Regions from separate parts of the Homo sapiens genome. Here region 2 is linked to region 1. A link is a loop called in an ENCODE intact Hi-C map of the cell type or tissue named here. Cell type or tissue: Caco-2. All regions are shown on one strand. Links, peaks and the distances in the headings refer to the core of each region. The heading gives the core; the rest is flanking DNA.

Region 1 (9,045 bases), core at 2,808-5,307:
AGAACAAATGAAAAAAGTGAGAAAATTCCAAACTGAAATGACTCTTTGAGATGGCAAGCCACATTCAAACTAATTTTTTTATTGAGATAGCCTGATAATTTACTAATGAAGAAATGGGCTATTTTATTGGTGAAATTAAAGAAATAATTATAATATGCCCAAGAATAATAAAAATGTAGGTATAAGCAATATTTTCTTATTTAATTATAAAACATAAAAGTAGGTTTGAATGTGAATCATTTTGAAACCTTAGAATTGGGTTTAGAATTTAAATACTGAAAACCCCATGAAGTTGAAGCATAATCATAATAGGTCAGGTTTGGTGTGAAAATCATGACTCATATTCATGACACATATTCAGAAATGCCTCATACTAAAACTTTATTATAATCAAAAATTGATCCTCAGTTTTTTTTTGTCTCCTGGTCTTTACATGATGTAATGTCTAAGACCACATTTCACACTGTTAAGTAATGATGACTATAGAAGACTCATAATAAAAAAAAAACTCATAAAATGTCACAATTTATAATTTTATGTATACTTGCCTCTCTAATATCATGTACATTTACGCAGTGGATGCTAATTAGATAACAACGGTATTACTATAATGTCTATAAAACCTGCCTTTAAAACCAAATTCCGTTAAAAATAGTCTTTTCAAGCTGACATAGCCCATTTCCAGGGTCATATTTAAAATAATTAGCACCATTGCTAGTAAATGTTCTAATAAAACTTGAAAATGATTTCTAAGCAAAATGCAAAATTCTCTAAACTTAACAAGAAAGTCTTCCAGTAATCTGAGATAATCTTTTGAAAGGGTGTCTGTGAAATCAAAGCAGTTTTAACATTTTAAAGTTCAGAATCTCTAGGGCCACTTACATGGCTCCTGAAAACTACTCTTGGAGAACCTGACCTATGGACTCTCTCATCCCATCTGATTCTTTTTCATTTTTTAAATTTTTTGTAGAGATGGGATCTCACTGTGTTGCCCAGGCTGGTGTTGAACTCCTGGGCTCAAGTGATCCTCCAGCCTCGGCCTCCCAAAGTGTTGGGGTTACAGGCATGAGCCACTGCACTCAGCCCCATATACTTCTTTGACACATACAAATGTCTGCGGAGCAGAGCAAGAGTTTCTGAGAAGCACATGGAAACAAAAGCCAACTATGCCTGCATCAACAATGTCCACTAAAAGAGCCCCAATTTCCAGAAGAGTCACCAGCTCCCAAAGAGCAGAATGTAAATTGTTCATATGCACCAGCCCAACTCCAAGGCAATCAGCAGTTATTTTTAGAAGTCCCGGATTTTTGTTTTCTCAGAACAATGATGAGTCCTCTTTAGAGATACGTTTTTAAAACCAACAGTCAACTCTCCTTTTTAAGCCTCCCCTATTTCAAATCCAATTCAGCTATTGGACAAAAAATCTAGAAGAAAGAATTCCATAGGCAGTGGTCATTTGTTCTTAAATACATCCCAGACCTTAGAAGAAAAGGTCAAACAGGTTATCTGTGAGTGTGAAGCAATGCCTAGGAACCAATGAGGGAAAAAGGTAACTATACCCACCATGAATTTGTCTGCTAGGTTTCTCCCGGTAAGATATAAAGTCTCTTCAATGGATCAAAGATGCATTTTTATAGTTTTAAAAATAGACATTTTAATAGATAAGATGATCAAATTGAAGGGTCATCAATAATAGCAACTTTGTATTTTGTATATGACTTTGCATTTGTCAGGTAGCTGCCATTTCATCATTATACCGACCCTTGTGTCAAAGGTAGTGTCAGTCTTACAGATGGATGACTCTGGAAAAACTAAATGGCTCGTCCCAAAACTGCTGGGATTTGTTTGGGGACTCCAATTCCAGTGCTCCTTTCACTATTATGGCTCTTAACGAAAGAATTGAACTGGAGGCTGGGCGCGGTGGCTAACGCCTGTAATCCCAGCACTTTGGGAGGCCGAGACGGGCAGATCACCTGAGGTCGGGAGTTCGAGACCAGCCTGACCAACATGGAGAAACCTCGTCTCTACTAAAAATACAAAATTAACCGGATGTGGTGGAGCATGCCTGTAATCCCAGCTACTTGGGAGGCTGAGGCAGGAGAATTGCTTGAACCCAGGAGGCAGAGGTTGCGGTGAGCCAAGATCGCGCCACTGCACTCCAGCCTGGGCAACAAGAGTGAAACCCCGTCACAAAAAAAAAAAAAAAAAAAAAAAAATTGAACTGGATAATCCAGACAAAACCATCTACTTCCCCCTAGTTAATATCTGGAGACTGTTTCACTGATTCTATTATTTGGCTCATGACTGAACAGATTCCTAGTTCCCTTTTAGCATTAAAGTAATAGGTAGAAGAATAAAGCTCGGCGTCTTGCGACCCTGGTTTCCAAAGTCTGTAAGATCAGGCCCCAACTAGTTCTGCTGCCTTGAGTGTTTCTGCTCTCCATCTTGTATGCCTTTTTTCTGTTCCTCAGACCCACCCAGTTCATGATACCCCAGGGTCTGAACACTGGTTGTTCCCTAAGTCTGGAATGCTTCTCTTCCAAGCTGCTCCTGGCTGCCTCCTTCTTGCCATTCAGACCTCAGCTCAAAAGTCACCTCCTCTGAGAAGCCTTACCTGGGTACCTCATCTAAACTGGCCCAGGGGCACTCCTTATTTCATCATTCTGTTTTATTTCTCTGCACAGCACTTTCCTCTGATACTGTTCTTTGTTGTTTGTTTAGTATCTGTACCCTACTAGAATACCAGCAACACAACAGCAAGGTTCTTGGCAGTCTTGTTAACAGTTATATTCCCAGTACGTACAACACTGCCTGGCACACACAAAGTCTTCAATAAATAATTGCTAAATGAATGAATGAATCATATCCCACATCATATCGGTCTCCAATAATGTATTCTCCTCTTTATAATGTAGAGTCCTTTGATATGGTCAATGTTGCGCAAATTTCCTGTAATTAATGGGGGGGTTGGTTATGAATGACTTGGCTATATTAAAATATATTATAAATGCTCTGCAGAAAAAAAGACTGGTTTCTTTAATGATATATCGAATAAGAGGCATCTTTGCACCCACCAGGAAACAGAGATGGGTTACAAAAATGCAAAGTTTAGTTACACAATTCCTTTCCATATTAATTAATCATCTAACATAAAAGAGAAGGCTTAAAGAAGAGCAGCTAGAGCCTCATTCAGGAGGAGGGATAGGGCAGAGCTGAGTCAAGTCTTAGAGTTCAGTCTAACTTGAACTCTGCTACCGGACTACACAGAACCTTGAGTGCTGGAACAGTAGAGCATCAAAGCAGGGCAAGAATCCTGAAACTTTTGGAGCTGCCACAGAGAGCAGGAAGCTCAGTAAGTGTCAGGTGTAACCAGGAATGTGGTGCCCGATGATTGCAACCATACCTAGCAGAAATGCAGTGCTCAGCCCTAAGACGTGCACCTGGGACGTTAGTTTAATCAACTCAAGTCTAGGAAGCAGACACACTATTATCATCTCCATTTTGTAAATGAGGAAACTGGGCTTGGAAAGTTTAAGTAACTGACCCAGTTGCAGAGCCAGGATTTGACCCAGGAAGTCTGAGTCAAAGCCAAGCTCTTAACCCACAGGCTTGTCCCGTGGGAACAAGCTTCCTACCAAGCACTAAACAAAGACTCCTAAAGGAGCCATGGTCAGCTAAGATCAGGCCTAAAGCAACCTACCTTCAAGTAACACAAATTCCAGTTCAGACTGACTACATAATTTATGGGGCCCGTGGCATAATGAACACTTGGGACCCCTTGTTCAAAATTTTAAAAAATGTTTAAGAAGACAGCAACAGCAGAGCATTAAACCAAGTGTGGGTCCCTTCTAAGCGTCAGGTCTTGTGAGATTGGGCATGTCTCACACCCACGAATACAGCCCTGATTCTAAGTGTTTTATTTCTCCGAAACTTTACTCCCTGTACTTCAACTGTATTCATCTCCGTATAAGGTTCAATGTATGAGTCATAAGGAACATATATATGTGTGTATATATATATATATACACATATATATATGTGTATATATATATATGTGTGTATATATATATATGTGTATATATATACACATATATATGTGTATATATATATATATACATATATATGTGTATATATATATACACATATATATGTGTATATATATATACATATATATGTGTATATATATATATACATATATATATATGTGTATATATACACATTTAAATGGAACCAGCAGAGTCTAGGCAGGGTTGGAAGCACGTGTACCTTTCCCACTTTATATTTTAAATTGTCTAAGCCATCAAGTGGCAGTCCCTGGAATTGCATGAAGAGAGCTTAGGAGGCAAAAACCCATTCGGAAGGAACGAGATCTAACTGGATTCCAAAGTTCCAAACTTTAAGAAAGTTGCAAAAGAGCCATCTGAACTGCTCCACAGATTATGTGGATGAGCATTTATAATCTGGGAACGTTTTATCTGGATGGATTTTGCTAGTTTTTCCAAGTGATATCCTGAATGTAGGTATTGCTGCCTGCGGTTCTTTGGATTGTTCAACAAATACTTTCCAAATGTACATTATGTGCCAGGCAATGCGACGGGCCTTGGGGCCAGTTTTTGCCTCTGTGGAACTTACAGACTGAACACTGGGAAATAAATGTTAAACAAATGATTTTACAAATAGACATATAATTACAATGTATGGTCAAGTCTACAAGAGCTATCAAGTCTGCAGTACTATGGGAGAAAACAATAGGAGGACCCCATATTTTCAGCTGAGAGGACAAGGAAGGAAAACCCCACCAAAGCTCTCACTGATTTCACAGAGTTAATCTAGAAACCTTTGAAGTCTTCAACTTATACCATTTAGAATAATTTCTCCATCTACACTGGAAAAGGCAGGAAAGTTCCTATGTCTAGTATAATTCCAGGTCCCAAGCTGTACAGACAGACCTAATCCTACAGTTTAACTGTTCTCCGTATAACATTTTACAGGGATGCAAGGGAAGGAGGGAGAAGGTAGAGACAGGGAAAGAAGGAAGAAGCAGAGAGAGTGGGGAAAGAGAGAGAAGGGGAGAGGAAGGAAGGAAAACCAGAAAGATCACTACCTTCTGTCCACAGAATAGCTTTTAAGATACAACCATTTTCTTTTTTTATCCTCCTCCAAAAGCTTGAAAACACTCTTCGTACCACTCATAGCTTCTAACACTCCAATGTCTTAACATTATTTTAACAGAGCTTTGTGTGTGCAAATAATGCTAAAACCAGAAATTGTGCCTCTTTCCTTAGAAGCATCTATCTAATCTGATTGTATATATGTCAAGTCGATGTGTGCAATATGTATGTCAACAGTGCTTAAGTAATATCTTGTCTCCACTTGCTTCTGATTTCTTTGAATTCTCATATTAACCACTCTCATTTTTTTAAAACAGTGCTGGGATTTTCCCTCTTTGAAACTTGACAGAAACATAAGATATTTCAGTTCTTGCTATGAAGCACTAAGCACGCTGAAAACATCGCCAGCCCTTTAGTCTCATTAGCTTCCTTTAAACACCTACTTTGCTGGTATAAGCTAATGTGAACCCTTTTCACCCTGTTTAAATTCCAACATAAAATTTGTACACAACAATAAAACATGTGGCTCATTTGTCATGCTTCCAGAAGCAACTATGTCACTCACACCAAGAACCACGGGCTGGGGGTGCAGAGTGATTTTGCTCCCATTTCACATCACTCAATTGTGCCTTCTGTAGAAAAGCTTTTAACAACCACATCTGGCCTTTAATAAATCACTGCACTTTGTCTTCCTGCCAAAACTCCTCCTTTATCTAACTTACATCTTCATGATGAGATAGGAAATCATGCATTATGGTGGTGACAAACAATTGTAATTATGTCATTAGTAGCCATTTAGTCTACAAAGGTGCTCAAAAAGGAAATACAATGCAAAATAAGATATATAGGATAATACATTGATCACAGTTCTAATCCGCTTTTACTTCATGAGTGTAAAAAGCTGGCATAATTCTTGGGCACAGCAGGCAGTAATGGCACACCACTTTATGAACTATACAGCTATTTTATTCCCCTATCTACTTAAAAATAAAAAAGCATTTAATAGCTTGATTTAGACATAAAAGTTATTTGTGATGCCTCGCTGATTATAATATTTATTTTTCAACTGTTCGTAGAAGTGACTTTCTGTGTTAGGAAAGAAACTTGAATTATTTGGGTTTATGAAATTTAACAACCATACGTGTGTCTATGTGTGTACATACACATATGTGTATATGTGTAGATATACAGGTATGTACATAGGTTTAGGTGTATACATATGTATGTGTGTATATACACACAAAACACACTCAGACACATCTCTAAAGGAGTCAAACAACTTCACAGTATGATACATTCTCTAAAGCTCCCAAGTCATGAAGAAACAAAACTACAAACCAGAAATTTAAGAAAAGGTGACTACACTTAAGGAAAGTATAAAATACCCTTTATTCCACCATCTCCCACCATACATTTTAGAAACAAGAAATTCAAGCAAGTTTCAAAATAAGCAGCTATTTGGGTATACCTGAAGTTCTAAAATCCTATGCATTTCACTAAAGTCGATAAAAATCAACTCCCAGATTGCACACAGAACATAGTTCCAACATTCACCCAGACGGAAGCACTACTGACAACCAGGGCAGGGAAAGGGGGTTTGCAACCTTTGATAACCTACAACCTTCTGAGATGGAGCATGATGAAATTTCCTCTTACCACATCTCAACCTTTGAAAGGCATACACCTGAAATATGTAAGTAAAATGAATCCAAAAGCAGTGTGGTCAAACATTAGCAGGGGCAATTTTATGTATAACTACAGTCAGCCACTTCACTCTCTGCACCTCTTACAAACCTTCATTTTACTGGGAAATCTTTCCATGAAACTCTACAAATGGCTCTACGAATCATTTAAAAATTTCTCCAGTTGTTAATTTGAAAACGATGTAGCAAATGCCTAGTATGTTCCACATCAATCTGTGAATCCCAAGATAATTAAAATGTAAACCCAGAGACAAAAAATTGAAACTCAAAACACCAATGCCAAATCTAATTAATGCAGTGTTAATAATTATGACCATTATTTCCAGATACATAAATTTTTTCATGTGACAAACTTTCATTTTTTACCTCGCACTTGGCAGTGTATGTTTTCCTGGGAGGGTTTGGGGCTGAACCCATTAAAAAAAAATTTTGGCAAGTAGGTAAAAAATGTTTATGTCACCATAATATTGACGTAAATCTTATTGATATCATTACCTGGCTGATTCAACCCAGTGCTGGCATGAATGCAATGAAACCAATTATTTCAAATTTTTCATGGACTTAATCTGATAATCAGGTAGTTAGTGTATTGGGTGTTTCTAAGGCATACACCTTCTCTGTTTTATTAATTTATGTATGATTTTTTTTTTTGAGACAGAGTCTCGTTCTGTTGCCCAGGCTGGAGTGCAGTGGTGCAATCTCGGCTCACTGCAACCTCCAAATTCCTGGGTTCAATCGATTCTCGTGCCTCAGCCTCCTGAGTAGCTGGGATTACAGGCACGAGCCACCATGCCTGGCTAATTTTTGTATGTTTAGTAGAGATGGTGTTTCACCATGTTGGCCAGGCTGGTCTTGCAATCCTGGCCTCAAGTGGTCCACCCACCTCGGCCTCCCAAAGTTCTGGGATCAATGCCTGAGCCACCACGGCCAGCCAATTTATGTGTAATTAATGCTTTGTGTGGACTTTCATCTGAATACAGAACCTCACATTTTCAAAAGATGCTTGGGAAGTAAAAGAAGCTGAATTTTTTCCCCATCATTTTTGTTTTTAAAAGAGAACAATCTCCCAGATCAATGACCTACATTGTGTTAGATGTAGAACCCCCCTGCAATTTTTTTGAGGAAGAATTAGAAAATGACTATTTCAGACAAAGAAAGTAATACCCCAATAATAAACAGAGGCTTCAGGAGAACACATAAGGAGGAGGGAAGTCTACGTCTCATAAAAACAGAAGGATCTTCAGTCAAATTTACCTACATGCTGTCAGTTTGCTTTTCTCTTCATCAGTCTGTCTCTTGTCTAAGACGAGTCCTTCCGTACGGGAGTCTCCTCCACCCCCACTCAAAAAACTTTGACATTTAAAATTTTATTTTTTCTAAGAAAAGCTTATCTGAAAACTCACATGCTTCTCTAGTTACATATGAAAGAAACTGTACTTACATCAACATTATCTTTATTTATCAACTCCCCTGCACATTGCCCCCTGGGTACCAACAGTTCAAAAGTTCAAAAAGGGTTTTGAAAATAAACCAAGATAGAAAACAGGCACCAACTCCTATTTGGAACTTACATTCTCATGCCTTCTAGCATTCTCTGGATGACGGATCAAGAGGAATGATAAAAGAGAGAGAGAGAGGCAGCTGCCAGGGGAGGGTATCAATTGGTGTGGATGGGGCATTTCTCACACCGACTGAAAAATTCGTGTTGTCCCCAGAAGCTGTCAGGCTAAGCAAGAGACAGATCTACATATCACAATTCAGGATGAGAGGCAGCAGCTGAAAGCCTCATTCACTCAGAAATCCTTCCTCTCTTTTATTCTTACATTTTCCTTGTTTTTAATGCTATTTTTATTTGGCTTCCAACATTCCTCTCTGGGTTTCTGTTAGCCTCTTAAAAGGGATGCGGGAGAGAGCACATGAACAGGTCTGTATGCAAGACAACCTTTGCTGGGCATCTGGAACTGTCTCTGCTCTAGTGCTGCACTAATTGGTTGATACCTTCCTTCGCTAAATCTTGTTACAACCTGCAACTAAAGACGAGGCTCTCCCCATTCAATCAATGAAGCGGGATATCTCTCTTCAAACAGACAAAGTGAATGGACACAACACAAATTTGAATCTGTCTGTTACAAGACACCGGGGCCCAGGCAGCCGTTACTTCCTCCCTGGAGCACCAATTCAGTCCAGCTGGGAAACAGTTATTCTGTACGTGGAGTTATCCCTCACCCCTA
Region 2 (9,045 bases), core at 2,872-5,371, 86 kb before region 1:
TAAGTTGATACTTGTGACTCTGTACCTACAAAGATCTGTTTGATATATGCATATAAAGTGTACATATAAAAATATATACACACACATATATATATGTGCATATATACTCACACATAATACATTCAAGCATATCTAGTTAAAGAGAATAAGCCAAAAAAAAAAAAAAAAAAAAAAAAACGCTACTTAACTATATTCTCTAGTTCACTAATCATTTAAGGAAAATAATTCGAGTTTTCCAAAAATATATCCCAAATGCCTGCCTTTCAAATGTCACCAATCCATGACCACTCATTTAAAAACATTACCCCCATATTAGAAAAGATGCTTTTAACTGAGTGGCCTCAACCACTTATAATTTCAATTAAATAACATAATTACAGTCAACAATTTTCTCCATTTCGGCAGAAAATATGCCATACCTCAACATAATTTGTCCTTACAACCCAGGAATTTAAGCAAGAGGAAAAACATGCCAGTGTTAGGAATTCACTACTGACTTTTCTCAGCTTATGGAATCAACTCACACTGACCTCTTATTCTATGTTCCAGCTACATGTTGGTCTTAGTAACTTAATTATTTTTTAATAACTTTTGCAGTATTAAATGATTTTGATTGAAACATAAATAAGATTATGTTCGTCTACTACTTACTAATGCCCTACAGAACTCTGTGGCCAAATCCAGCAGGGCTGTGCTATAGGATGTGTCCATATTATTACTGTATTTGGACTAAAAAGGATAGGTCACAGATCCTTCACAGCCTTCGAGAATGCTGTGATTATCCTAGCCAAGGGAAATAGGGCAGCTTTCTATTTCAAAAGCAATTTTAATTTATTAACACAAAACTGTTTTCTGGCCAAATCATTCTACTGTAAAAGGTGAAGATCACTGAAAAGTTTTAAAATATTTTCACAAACAAACCAACAAACCCAAAACTCATTTCAAACATTATTATGGCATAACATGGAGAAAAGGCAAACAAAATAAAAAGATACCCAAAGACCCAGAGAATAAAACACAGGTTCTCTAAGCGGGGTGCCCACAGAAACTGAAGACGCTGATTTTGTCCACCCTTTTGCCTTGAAATGACCTTCCAAATAAGGTGTTAGATAACCCAGGTCCATAGACAATAGTGATCTAACCTTGCTGCAAATAAACCACAAAACAAAATTTAATCAGTATATCACTGTGAGAAAGCTTCTGTCCATCCCCATGGAGCTTCTAATGAATGTTTTGGCAGTTTTGAGGGTAGTTATGCTTCCCAGCTCATCTATATCTCATACTGGTTGAGCAAGCTAATGGAAGTGATGTTAGTGGAATCCAATATTAATGCTCTGTATCATGCAAACCTGGATGCAACTGAATATATTATACAATTATAGGTAGTATCTAATTCCATAGGTATTAGATACTGTACCCTAAATTAATATTTTAATGAGGACAGTGAAATAAAGACGACAATCCAGGTAAGGGATCCATGCATTGCGGCCCAGCTAAGCTCCTTGCTGAAAGAGCGCCGGATTCGGGAGCGAATGGCACAGACACAGGGATTGTGACAAAAATCCGTATGCAAGCTTTAGATGCTGAGTGACACATACTGATGCACAGAGTCAAAGATGTCATCCTCACACAAGCGCCACTCGCTGTAAGCTTGAGAGAAAATGCAGGGGGAAAGATGGGGGGGCGTAGTTGCAGTGAGACCTCCAGAAAATAAACAGGGTGTACAGTTTCAAAGGCTGCAGACACAGACATTTCATTGTTCAAGCCAATTATCAGTGGAAAATAATAACAACAGATGGATTCAGAGTCACTGACTTTTCATATGCACTTCATCTCGGCGGAACAGATGATGAAACGCGAGAGCTATCTCAAAAAGGCAAAACATCTTTCAGTAAAAGAACTCTACAGTCCAGATGGGGACCTTCTAAGGCTGCTGATTATCTTCTTATAATGTTGTAAGATAGACCTACTAAAACATTTCAAGAACTGATCAGATACGATGCGTACAATGGCTTCATTATTGGAAGGAGTCGCCTCAGACTTGTGACTAAACCCGGCAGAGATTTCAATAAGGTTAGGACTGTAAGTTTCCTGTTTTCTCATCAGGGACTGCAGGTTCCAACTAAAACTGGAAATCTGTGCACAACAGGAGAATAAACTGTCGCCCAAGGATCCTACATATTTGCTCTTCTCTGATTTGAGCAAAGGAAAAAAAAATAAACTGGAACTGTAAAAAGGACATTAAATTATTATGAAGCATTCTACCACAATGTGTGTGTGTGTGTGTGTGTGTGTGTGTGTGTGTGTGTGTGTGTGTGTGTGTGTGTGGGTGAGGGGGGACAGCTCCAAAGCAACTCTTTATTAAAAGCATTCGGTGATAAAATATCACCCCTTACATGCATTAGAACATCTTAAATATCCCTTGCCACTGGTGACTGCAAAATAGAATTTCCTTTTAGTAGGGAATAAATATAAATTTCAATGGTGGTGTAACAGCAATTCTACCAAATGTCAACGAAAACTCACCAACCTACCCTAACCCACTCTCACTCAACTTACTACCAAGTTACGCTTGCTGATAAAACACAAGAGGTTAACCACAACCTGAGGGCTTGCTGTAAGTAATGGAAAAAGTTAAATCTCTAATCAGATAGGCCTCATCCTTACTGGAATAACAATGTATCTGTTCCATGTGTCTGTCTCCTCATCTATCCATCTCGATCCATCCATCCATCACCAATTGCACATTCATAATTTTGCAAAAATTCTTTCCCTGAATTAATATAAAATATGGTCGAAATCACTGCGCTAAGAAAAAAGAAAAGCTGATTCTCTCAACTATTTACTAACATACTTAACATTTAAAAAATATTTTTATGAACACACTGTTGACTTCACAAGTTTATAACGTAATTTTTTTTTTTTTTCTGAGCAAGGCTTTTCTTTCAAAGTACTCTGACAAAAGTAAATTCATAGCAGAACACACAGGCACGAAGAAAATATCGCCAAGGGCAAAATTCTGCAACTGCTTTAAGAAGCAAACAAGAACACAAAAGATGTGTAATACAACCATCTGGCTCTCCTCTTACTATATCAATGCCTCAACCTTATCCCCACCCCCTGAGCCAACCCACACCAATGCCACAAAACCAAATGGCTTCACTTATGTTTCCTGCACAGCAAATTTACACAATGCAGTTAGAATGCAAAAGTTGATTTTGACACACAAACTAGCATCTTTTGAATTTTCCCCACTTCAATGATTTTGTTGTCGTTATCTGTTCAGAGTGGGACTTCTTTGAAAGACCACCAAGAACCTCACCATGATAAAAATGTTCTCACATGGACATATCTGTTCAGCCTCAAGAGAAGTCTCCCTGAAAACCTTAATCTCTGCCATCTTGTGCTTTCTGTTATCATCAGACTTTAGATGTGGACATAAAAAAAAATCCTAAGCTTATTCCAATTAGAACTTTTACTTTTGGGGGGCACTAAATGGTGGGTTGTTTCCCCAACTTATGATTTGAAATGACTGCACTAATTTTTAATTACCATTCTTGCAAGTCAGCACATTCACTGGAATTTTTCCTTATTCAGCTCAGTCTACAAACATTTACTGAGCAACTACTGTGGTATTAGAAACATGCTGGACAATGGATGATCAGAATCTATTATTTTCCCGTGTGCTAGCAGGACTTGCCTGGTACATGAAACCAGCAACTCTACAGTTTATAAAAAATCTTCCACATGCAGGCAGGCTGAAGCATTTTATTTACTTATATACTTATTTTTGAAGGCAGATATAACAGACATTTGAAAGTTATAGCCTGTTTGTGGGGATCTAATTGCTTCCAAAAGGTGGGAATGAATACTTTTCATGGAAATCTCAGTTTGGGTAAAACCAATAAAGCATCATAAATGATTCTCACCAAAGGGCAACAATGTAAAAAATAACTGAAAAAAAATTTCTTCACAGGCAAACTCTACTCTTTGCTTTTCTGCAGGGGCATGCTGGAGGCAGACGTTCTCTATCAGGCAAGAGTTCTCAGTCAGAATTAAGGTCTGCCAGGCAGAGGGCCACGTCTGGTTTACTTCTGTTTTCTCACTGTTGCTGGTCTTCCCCGATTCCTGCCTCCCTCTCCATGTTCCGGGATGAGACTTTGACTGGTTTCTCAAGGGGCTAACTTTTGGTTCTCTTCTGGGCGTTTCTGCCCAGAGTCCCCTGGTTTGGACAGCAGCGATCGTCTGTAGGACACACACAGTGAATCCAGCCACCGGATGAGGAATTCTGCTAATTGTTTAAGCCTGCACTAGTGTCTGGCCACCAGTTGGCAGACACAACTCATGGCTGCCTACCAGGCCTAGGTTAACACAGCTGGAGCCAGATGACAGGCTCTCAAAGATATTCCTCTCATGGCCACATCTGGCTCTTGGCGGTTCCCACTGCAGCTGAACTGATTCTGTTTGGTTGTTCTGGGCAAAAAGTTTAGGCAACAGATAAGTCGTATTAATTTCAGTTTATGACAAAAATATCAGAACATATACTCCATGAAGGCAGGGATTTTATCTGATTTGCATCCCCCTCCCACTTTTTTTTGTTTGTTTGTTTTTTGTTTTTGAGACATGGTCTCACTCTGTTGCCCAAGCTGGAGTGCAGTGCAGTGGCACGATCATGACTCACTGCAGCCTGGAACTAACTACTAGACTCAAGCGGTTCTCCCACCTCAGCCTCCTGAGTAGCTGGGTCTAGAGGCACGTGCCACCATGCCTCACTAGTTTTTTCAATTTTTTGTAGGGACAAGGTCTCACTATGTTGCCCAGGCTGGTGTCGAATTCCTGGGTTCAAGTGATCATCCTGCCTTTGCCTCCCAAAGTGCTGGGATTACAGGCATGAGCCAGTGTGCAGGCCTCTTGCTTGCTGTATCCCAGTACAGAGCAGTGGCTACGCAGGGTAGGTGTTCAGTAAATACAGAATGAGTGAATAACACTAATCAGTGTATGAGTGGAACAAAAACATTCCTGTATCTTACTCCAGCTACTCTGTTCCTACTGTTGTACGTAAAATGGCTAGCATGCTCGTGCACACAGAGAAGTCCTTGAATGGCTCTACAGCTAGATTTTATTATGGACACGCTCATCTCAAGAATGAACCCATGTACATTGTCAGTATAGCTGGAAAGACCTCCAACAATCCTTCCCTTCAAACTACCCAGTCTCCCAGAATTACCCACATCCCAACTTTATTAGTCCTTAAACTGAGAAACTTGGCAGCTCTGTGCCCACAGGGCCTGAGAGTGATCTCAAAGTAGAAACTTACCTTTTGGCCACCACCAAAGTGGGAAATGATGAGGCAACTTTTCCTGGCACCTTTCCATCCCATTTCCTTTCCCATGCCTCTCTTCCTAAATTCCCTGATATCTGCAGATCCCAGCTCCCTTCTACACTCAACTATGACCCAAGGCGAGGCTTCCCCAAAGCTCACCACCTCTCTAGCTCCCATTAGAAACACATTTAGAAAAGCCTACGTAATTTAAAACCAGGCGGGGCCCTCCCTCTTGGCTCCTTCACTAGAAAGAAGCCCAACTTACAGGCTGTTATGTTAATAATAACTATAAAGCTCCCCTGAGTCCACCAAGGGCTTGCTAAAGGTGAAGGGACACTTAATGGAAGCCTGGCAAGGGTGTACGCATATGCTGCTTCTTTCCCAAAAAGAACGTTAACACTCCTAAAACAAGAACGGCTGAACAAGGCAGATGAGTTCAACAAGCTCAGCATCTGGACTTCAGCGAAAGAAAGGTAATCAAGTGTGCTAGAGGAAGCTGTTGCTGAACTCATCTCCTTTTCTATCATATAAGGCAGCAGGGTGGAGGTATAGATAATTTTTTTAAGCTAAGTATAAGTTTCTGAAAAGAGTACTGTGTTCACTACGAAGAATTCAGGCTTCAAGCTCCCCTTGGAAGGAGCTGCTTACTTCATTAAAGGTGGACCAGAAAGATGAACTCCTAAAATGCCTCTCCTTCCCTGCTTCTGCTATTTGAAATTACTTTAAAAATGAGAGAATAAGCTAGGCTCAGTGGCTCACACCTGCAATGCCAGCTATTAAGGAGGGTGAGGCAGGACGATTGCTTGAGCCCAGGAATTCAAGGCTGCAGTGAGCTAGCATGGTGCTGCCGCACAATAGCCTGGGCAATAAAGTGAGACACTGTTTAATAATGGGGGAATAGGCCAGGCACGGTGGCTCATACCTGTAAATCCAGCACTCTGGGAGGCCAAGGCAGGTGATCACACTTGAGGTCAGGAGTTCGAGGCCAGCCTGGCCAACACGGTGAAACCTTATCTCTACCAAAAAATACAAAAAAAAATTAGCTGGGCATGGTGGTGCTTGCCTGTAGTCCCAGGTACTCAGGAGGCTGAGGTGGAAGAATTGTTTGAACCAGGCAGGAAGAGGTTGCAGTGAGCTGAGATCGTGCCACTGCACTCCAGCCTGGGTGACAGAGTGAAACCCTGTCTCAAAAATAATAAAATAAAATAAGGGAATGTCTTTGTACAATTGCACAATCACAATGAAACTTTAATTCTTTTTTTTTTTTTTTTTTTTGAGATGGAGTCTCGCTGTGCCACCCACACTGGAGTGCAGTGGCGCAATCTCGGCTCACTGCAAGCTCCGCCTCCCGGATTCATGCCATTCTCCTGCCTCAGCCTCCCGAGTAGCTAGGAATACAGGCGCCCGCCACCACGCCCAGCTAATTTTTGGTATTTTTAGTAGAGACGGGGTTTCACTGTGTTAGCCAGGATGGTCTCGATCTCCTGACCTCATGATCCGTCCGCCTCTGCCTCCCAAAGTGCTGGGATTACAGGCGTGAGCCACTGCGCCCGGCCAAGCTAATTATTTAAAAAGCAGTACAACAGGCTGCAAGTGATTGTTATCTACCTATTCATTGGCTGAAAACAGGCTATCAAAAACAACAAAAACAAACAAGTTTTGAAAGTTAGGAAAGAATTTTTATAAAGGCAAGGCTGAGGTTGTACAGATCGAGTATCTGCATTTCTTTTTCTTTTTTTTTTTGAGACAGTCTCGCACTCTCGCCCAGGCTGGAGTGCAGTGGCGCTATCTCTGCTCACTGCAAGCTCCGCCTCCCGGGTTCCCGCCATTCTCCTGCCTCAGCCTCCCGATTAGCTGGGACTACAGGCACCAGCCACCATGCCCGGCTAATTTTTTGTATTTTTAGTAGAGACGGGGTTTCACCGTGTTAGCCAGGATGGTCTCGATCTCCTGACCTCGTGATCCGCCCACCTCGGCCTCCCAAAGTGCTGGGATTACAGGCATGAGCCACCGTGCCCGGTCGAGTATCTGTATTTCTTAATGCATCCTTGGGCTGCCTCACCTAAAACTAAGTATTACAGAATATAGTACTATACAGTATACTTTAGACTAGAATAGTTCAGAATTTACAAGCATGGATTCAAGTGCCCAAGTTCTTATTAGCTCTGGTGCTGACTGACCTTGTGAGCTTAGGCAAATTGCCTAAGCTCTCTGTCCCTCAGTGTTCTCATCCATAAAATGGGCTTCATTACAGTGCATTATTTGCTTTTGTAGAATAAATGCATTGACATGTCATAAGTACTTAGAATAGTGTATGGCACAAAGTGAATGCTCAAAGAAATGATGGCTGCCGTTATTACGATCAGGGATGATATAACTTAAATAAATCTAAAACATCCTACACCTCATTTCTACCATCTCTACAAGTTCTTAAAAATAGCTGGCTGGCCAGGCATGGTGGCACATGCCTGTAATCCCAGAACTTTAGGAGGCTGAGGTGGGCGGATCTCAAGGTCAGGAGATTGAGACCATCCTGGCCATCATGGTGAAACCCATCTCTACTAAAAGTACAAAAATTAGCTGGGTGTGGTGGCGGGAGCCTGTAATCCCAGCTACTCGGGAGGCTGAGACAGGAGAATCACTTGAACCCGGGAGGTGGAGATTGCAGTGAGCCGAGATAATGACACTGCACTCCAGCCTGGTGACAGAGTAAGACTCCGTCTAAAAAATATATATATATATATATATATCTGGCTGTCTGCCATGCTACAGGCTGGAAAAATAAAAGAGAATGTATATCAGATTTTAAACTTCTTAAGAACATAGTGCTAAAATAAAATCAAAGTACTTATTTTTTCCCCTCAATAGTAGTTGGAGAATTGTAGGTATAAGATTGGGGTCTCACCTACCTCAGTGGAGGCAAGTCATTAGTTACAAAAAAGCTACAAGCCAAAGTTAGCCTTGGGGCTGCCTGTCCCACCAACTACCAAAAAAGACTTTGGGGAGATGTTCAAAGAAGGAAAGAGGAGAATCCAGCCTGGAACCAAAAGGCATTGAAACACATTTTCTTGTACTTTTCAAGTCTGTGCATATAGATTCTGTTACTGATTTAGGATCTTAAACAGTTTGTTTATTTTTTAAATGCCTTTCAGCTCACCTTTAATAACATGTTTCTTTGACTTGGCTGAACTGTGCCTCAGAAGAATTACAAGCGGGAATAAGGCTGGGATAAGGCTGGGTAAAAGGTTCAGTGAACTAATCCACACCTGGTCCATGTAAAAAAAAAAAAAAAAAAAAAAAAAAAAGAAAGAAAGAAAAAGAAAAGAAAAAGCTCATATTTTCCATATAGAAACAAGCCCCTTTATATGAACCAGCCTTTTATTTAATTGCTAAGGCACTTTCCACACCGTACAACCTTTCATGTCCTTCTTCACTTGGGTGGGGAAAAGGCACAGAACCACTTTCCAGCCACACCAGGGCGCTTTATCAGCAACAGAAATTAATACTCCTATTAATAATGATAGCAAGCACAAACCTGATTCAAAATGGGAAGCGGTAGGTTCATTTAAGCAGAAATTCCCTGACCAAGTTTTGCCAATAAAAAAAAAGACAAGGATGTCCCCTGAGAACAGATTTGGGATAAACTGTGACAATCTCTTCATCAAAATTCAGACTTTTTTTCTGCCTCAGTTGCGTGACCCAGACTACTAAGTGGAAGGAAT

The links. A loop is a pair of places that touch in the nucleus more often than their neighbours do. Peaks named below come from ENCODE experiments on the same cell type or tissue, not always from the same donor. Only the 100,000 strongest peaks of a DNase experiment are listed, where the experiment ranks them.
Region 2: a loop joins it to region 1, with 2.6 times the contacts of the local background. A loop is called at or near these places in 11 of 110 quality-filtered maps.

What each region holds. Positions count from the first base shown.
Region 1 is chr3:71,392,910-71,401,954 of GRCh38, forward strand. The region is part of intron 3 of FOXP1 (forkhead box P1); the gene reads right to left. Among named protein-coding and RNA genes, the nearest start is that of FOXP1-AS1, 110 kb to the left of the region's middle. RefSeq lists an enhancer at 4,767-6,749. In Caco-2, for the core only: a CTCF peak has its summit at 4,347; no DNase peak of the experiment used is centred there.
Region 2 is chr3:71,306,480-71,315,524 of GRCh38, forward strand. All of the region lies in intron 4 of FOXP1 (forkhead box P1), which reads right to left. Among named protein-coding and RNA genes, the nearest start is that of FOXP1-AS1, 21 kb to the left of the region's middle. In Caco-2, for the core only: no CTCF peak of the experiment used is centred there; a DNase peak (open chromatin) is centred at 4,352.